2 separate regions of the Homo sapiens genome follow, and region 2 is linked to region 1. Evidence: read pairs that join two places in POLR2A ChIA-PET (ENCODE). Cell type or tissue: A673. All regions are shown on one strand. Links, peaks and the distances in the headings refer to the core of each region. The heading gives the core; the rest is flanking DNA. Region 1 overlaps ARID1A (AT-rich interaction domain 1A). Region 2 overlaps GPN2 (GPN-loop GTPase 2).

Evidence for each region. Peaks named below come from ENCODE experiments on the same cell type or tissue, not always from the same donor. Only the 100,000 strongest peaks of a DNase experiment are listed, where the experiment ranks them.
Region 2: POLR2A ChIA-PET joins it to region 1 with 5 read pairs; 3 of 35 experiments call an interaction of 5 or more read pairs at or near these places.

Annotation. Positions count from the first base shown.
Region 1 is chr1:26,763,754-26,766,560 of GRCh38, reverse strand. ARID1A (AT-rich interaction domain 1A) reads right to left here. Exons shown (of 20, transcript NM_006015.6): 9 at 195-340; 10 at 1-104. Among named protein-coding and RNA genes, the nearest start is that of PIGV, 23 kb to the left of the region's middle. In A673, for the core only: no CTCF peak of the experiment used is centred there; no DNase peak of the experiment used is centred there.
Region 2 is chr1:26,876,542-26,879,348 of GRCh38, reverse strand. GPN2 (GPN-loop GTPase 2) reads left to right here. Exons shown (of 5, transcript NM_018066.4): 5 at 1-2,807. It overlaps GPN2-AS1 (GPN2 antisense RNA 1), which reads right to left. Exons shown (of 2, transcript NR_199049.1): 2 at 1,104-1,231. Among named protein-coding and RNA genes, the nearest start is that of GPN2-AS1, 1.8 kb to the right of the region's middle. In A673, for the core only: a CTCF peak has its summit at 1,200 (motif pointing right); a DNase peak (open chromatin) is centred at 1,228.

The DNA of each region.
Region 1 (2,807 bases), core at 1-2,500:
TTTGGATTCTGTCTTGGGTGTCCCATCTGCCTTGTTGTTCATTTTGGTGGCTGGAGTTAACTTTACATCCCCAAGGCCCATCATCTCTGGGCTGGCTGCCATCCCTGTAAAAGAGAAAAAAATTCTCAAGTCCAGTAAGTTTAGCTGTGATGTGACTCTTGAAGAAATCCCTAGTGAGAATGACTAGCACTTACCTGCAGAATTGTTGGCCATGGTTCCACCCATGGAATATGGGGGTCCCTGAGGGTTGATCATGCCAGCCATACTATTAATCCCTTGTCCATAAGGAGGTCCAGTTCCCATCATGCCCCCTTGATTCATATTGGGGTAGCCTGGCGGCCTAAGGAAGAAGATGGAAAGTGAGAGAGACAAAGGTTAGACTCTGAGCTTTTAGATTTGAACTGGAGCCAAATAGTGCTGTGTGATCATCTAGTAAGGATTAAAAGGAAAACATTTATGGGTCCCCAAAACTAGAACTATGCAACATCCAGATATTATTTTTCTTTAATTTATTTTCTTGAGACAGGGTATTGCTCTGGCACCCTGGCTGGAATGCAGTGGTGTGATCATAGCTTACTGCAGCCTTAATCTCCTGAGCTCAAACAATCTGCCTTCCTCAGCCTCCTGAGTGCCTAAGACTATGAGGCATGCACCACCATGTCCAGCTAACACCCAGATTTTCTTTTTTTTTTTTTTGAGACAGAGTTTCACTCTTGTTGCCCAGGCTGGAGTGCAATGGTGAAATCTCGGCTCACTGCAATCTCAGCCTCCCAGGTTCAAGCAATTCTCCTTTCTCAGCCTCCCAAATAGCTGGGATTACAGGCATGTACCACCACACCCGGCTAATGTTGTATTTTTAGTAGAGATGGGCTTTCTCCATGTTGGTCAGGCTGGTCTCGAACTCCTGACTTCAGGTGATCCACCTGCCTCGGCTTCCCAAAATGCTGGAATTACAGGCATGAGCCACCGAGCCCGGCCAACACCCAGATTTTCTTATCTTCTACCTCCCACGAAAGATACTAAGAGAGTTCAAGCTCTAGATAGCAAACAATAGTTCAATTTTTTTTTTTTTTGAGATGGAGTCTCGCTCTGTTGCCCAGGCTGGAGAGCAGTGGCGCGATCTCAGCTCACTGCAAGCTCCGCCTCCCGGGTTCACGCCATTCTCCTGCCTCAGCCTCCCAAGTAGCTGGGACTACAGGCACCTGCCACCACGCCCGGCTAATTTTTTGTACTTTATTAGTAGAGACAGGGTTTCACCGTATTAGCCAGGATGGTCTCGATGTCCTGACCTCGTTATCCGCCTGCCTCAGCCTCCCAAAATGCTGGGATTACAGGGGTGAGCCACCATGCCCGGCCAATTTTTTTTTGAGATGGAGTTTCACTCATCTCCCAGGCTGGAGTGCAATGGCATGATCTCGGCTCACTGCAACCTCCGCCTCCCAGGTTCAAGCCATTCTGCCTCAGCCTCGTGAGTAGCTGGGATTACAGGCGCCCACCACCATGCCTGGCTATTTTTTTGTATTTTTAGTAGAGATGGGGTTTTGCCATGCTGGGCAGGCTGGTCTTGAACTTCTGACCTCAGGTGATCCACCTGCCTCAGCCTCCCAAAGTGCTAGGATTACAGGAGTGAGCCACCGCACCCGGCCACAATAGCTCAATTTCAAAGGGTGTAATTCTTTGAAGCAGAGCCCTGCTGTGTCCTTTAAGTACTGCCTTCCTCAAAGCCACCTCCAAAGTCAAGTTGTATTTCCATTTAAGGGCCCTGTCTGTGGCAAAAGGCATAGATGAAATGCTGAACTGTACCACTTTTTGTCATGCTAAATCCCAACCAGACTGGAACCCTCAGCATAGCACCCAGAGGTGGCTTTGCATTATTTCTTGAGGGGCCCAATGCAAACTTTGCACTTCCATCATTCTGAAGTTCTACCAAATCCACCTCTTTATAGTCAATCGCCCTATTCTACCTTGGTTCATCAACAACAACTCAGTAAGATTTAGTGGCTAAAGAAGTTGTTAAACCTAATCACATGAGCCTTCTGTACTCTAGCACCAGAGTCAACACGTAGGACCACATAAAACAGTAGGAGAAATGGCAAACCACAAGCTTACCATTTGCTATTTCTAACACCAAAGATCCAAGACATATGTATCATTAAGAATCCTTTTGGAAACCAAAAAGTTGACTGATAGAAGTTAAACCACCTACTCTGAACACTTATTTTGCACATCAAAATAAGCAGTCTTTAGCCCTGGCAACACACTGAGACCCCATCTCTATTTAAAAAAAAAAAAAAAAGGCCGGGCATGGTGGATCATGCCTGTAATCCCAGCACTTTCAGAGGCCAAGGCAGGCAGCTCACTGGAGGTCAGGATTTTGAGACCAGCCTGGCTAACATGGTGAAACCCAGTCTAAAAATATAAAAATTAGCAGGGCATGGTGGCGGGTGCCTGTAACACCAGCTACTTGGGAGGCTGAGGCAGGACAATTGGTTGAACCTGGAAAGCAGAGGTGGCAGTGAGCTGAAAGTGTGCCATTACACTCCAGCTTGGGCAACAGAGTGAGACAGTCTCTAAATAAATAAATAAATATAAAAAATAAAAAAAATTAGCTGGGTGTGGTGGTGTGTGCCTGTAGTCCCAACTACTCAGAAGGCTGAGGTGGGAGGATCACTTGAGCCTGGGAGGTCGAGGCTGCAGTGAACTGTGGTCATGCCACTGCAATTCAGCCTGGGGAACAGAGCAGGGTCCTGTCTCAAAAGACCCCAAAATAAAACACCCCACAAAACCCCTTTTTTCGACAGTCTCGC
Region 2 (2,807 bases), core at 42-2,541, 110 kb before region 1:
TCCGGGCCCAGGGGTTTGGGGAAGAATGAGGGAGTGTCACCTAGCCTTGGAATAATCAGTATTTCCCCAAAGCATATAATTCACATTCAGTCACATAGGATTTACATTCAGTCTCCAGTCATGTGTTTTTATTAATCTTCAGTTTTTGGTTCTGAGGTTTGTTTTTTAAAAGATGGGGTCTTGCTATATGGCCCAGGCTGGACTCAAACTCCTGGGCTCATGTGATCTTCCCGCCTCAGACGCCTGAGTAACTGGGACTACAGGTGTGAGCCACCATGTCCCACAATTTTCAGTTTTAACAGAGCCTCAAGCTTCAGCTTTCACAGGCAACACTTCCTAACTAGAACTTTGTTAATGTTTTATATTCACTGTATTTGTTTTATGGTTTTATTCTATTGTTGACAAGTGTTAACTAGTTTTCCATTTACAGTAGTGGTTAAAAGTTTACTTCAAGGCTGGGTGCGGTGGCTCACGCCTGTAATCCCAGCACTTTGGGAGGCCGAGGCAGGCGGATCCCAAGGTCAAGAGATCGAGACCATCCTGGCCAACATGGTGAAACCCCATCTCTACCAAAAAATTTTTTTAATTAGCTGGGCATAGGTGGCGCGTACCTGTAGTTCCAGCTACTTGGGAGGCTGAGGCAGGAGAATCATTTGAACCCAGGAGTCAGAGGTTACAGTGAGCTGAGATTGCACCACTGCACTCCAGCCTGGTGACAGAGCGAGACTTTGTCTCAAAAAAAAGGTGTACTTCAAAAATGAAATACAAGGCTGGGCGTGTTCACTCATGCCTGTAAGCCCAGCACTTTGGGAGGCTGAGGCGGGCGGATCACCTGAGGTCAGGAGTTCGAGACCAGCCTGGCCAACATGGTGAAACCCCTCTCTACTAAAAACATAAAAATTAGCTGGGCATGGTGTTGCACGCCTATAATCCCAGCTATTGGGGAGGCTGAGGCAGAAGAATTGCTTGAACCCAGGAGGCGGAGGTTGCAGTGAGCCAAGATTGTGCCTACATTCCAACCTGGGCGACAGAGCAAGACTCTGTCTCAAAAAAAAATAGTAAGTTGTGTAAAGAAAAATATTAATTATATAATATGGCAGTTCCTATGAGAGTGTGGCAAAAATCAAGAGGGCTTGGAAGTTTTTTCTTTGCTCTTGCAACTGGCTGGATGCAGTTCATATATTTTTCAACCAGTAGGTGGCACCCCAACCTAATTTTTTGCAGTTGTAACCTGGTGGCAGAAGGGGCAGGACTGATGGCTTGGGCAAGACTGTTATGCCAAGTTTTATTTGCATGTATTTGGACTTTCTTTTTTTGGAGACAAAGTCTCTCTCTGTCGCCCAGGCTGGAGTCCAGTGGCACAATCTCGGCTCACTGCAACCTCCGCCTCCCAGGTTCAAGCAATTCTCTGCCTCAGCCTCCCGAGTAGCTGGGATTACAGGCGCCTACCACATGCCCGGCTAATTTTTGTATTTTTAGTAAAGACGGGGTTTCACCATGTTGTTCAGGCTGGTCTTGAACTACTGACCTCATGATTTACCCGCCTTGGCCTCCCAAAGTGCTGGGATTACAGGCGTGAGCCACTGCACCCGGCCACATTTGGACTTATTAACACATATGAAGTGCTTGGTATTTTAGAGTGCTTCCACACACACAATCCTCATTAGAGATAGACAGGATGGGGAGAATTAATAAGCCATTGCCCGTGTTACAGTGAGGAAGCAGAAAGATGAGAAGTTTGAACTTTGGTCAGCCTGGCTTTCTCATAACCCATTTTGCTGACTAAATTGCGAGTATCCCTCCTTTGGTATATTTATTGGTGAGAAGTCACAGCCCTTGTCCCACAGGTTTTGCAGCCAATCAGGAGAAAGAAATTAGGCACCTGTAAAGTATTACTGAATCATAGATAGTTCACCAGTGGTTTGGGCAGTTGGCAAATTAATTTAGGGACATCTGTTCTGAAACAGCATTGAAATAGGACTGACTGCTTTGCTTTCTGGTTGTGGCAGCCAGAGCCAAAGGCAGATGAATGAGGGGCTATGAGGAGGCTACTGTGGCTGGAACAGTATGAAAGCAACCTCAGCTCCCACGCCTGGCTGTAAAGGGGATAATAACTGGGTGCTGCTTCCCAGCCTCTTTCATCTGAGAAGTTCAAAGCACCTCACCCCTATTAACACCCCACAGAGTAGGTAGGAAGTACCAATAGAGCAAGCCAGGAAAACTGAGGCCAGGAGGCACAGCCTGGGGCTAGCTGTGAATCACCTGTGGGGCCTAGAGCCCAGGAATCCTGACGCCCAGGCTACTGGACAAATCCTTTATCAGGGCATTAGGGTGGGTGCTATGCTTTTGAAAGCAGTACCAACGGCTGTGGTCGTGGGTTTTGATGCTTGCCACTCACAGAGGCCCCAGCTCTCACCATAACAAACCAAATGGGGGCTGGAAGGCATCCTTTACAACTTTATGGTCTCGTATGCAAGCACCCTCAGCATTCTCTGCACCCATGGAGTGGAGATGGGTGGGAGTAATCCAAGGCCTTTATTTTCAGGCCATGGTTTGACAGCAAGGGTATTTTCTTCCCCAATAAACGTAGCTTCTGTCTACCTTCCACTGGCAGCAAAATGATTTTCTGTTCTCTGCATATACTGAGGGGATCTGCACAGTGCAGAAAGGAAGATGTCCGAGATCCAAGTGAGGCCTGTTCAGTGTGAAATGTCTAGGGTAGAAGAAAGACCATCCTCCATTATGGCTGGCATGTGGCAGTCATCCTTAAGATTATTTTTAAATTTCCTAATAAATATAGGAAAGTA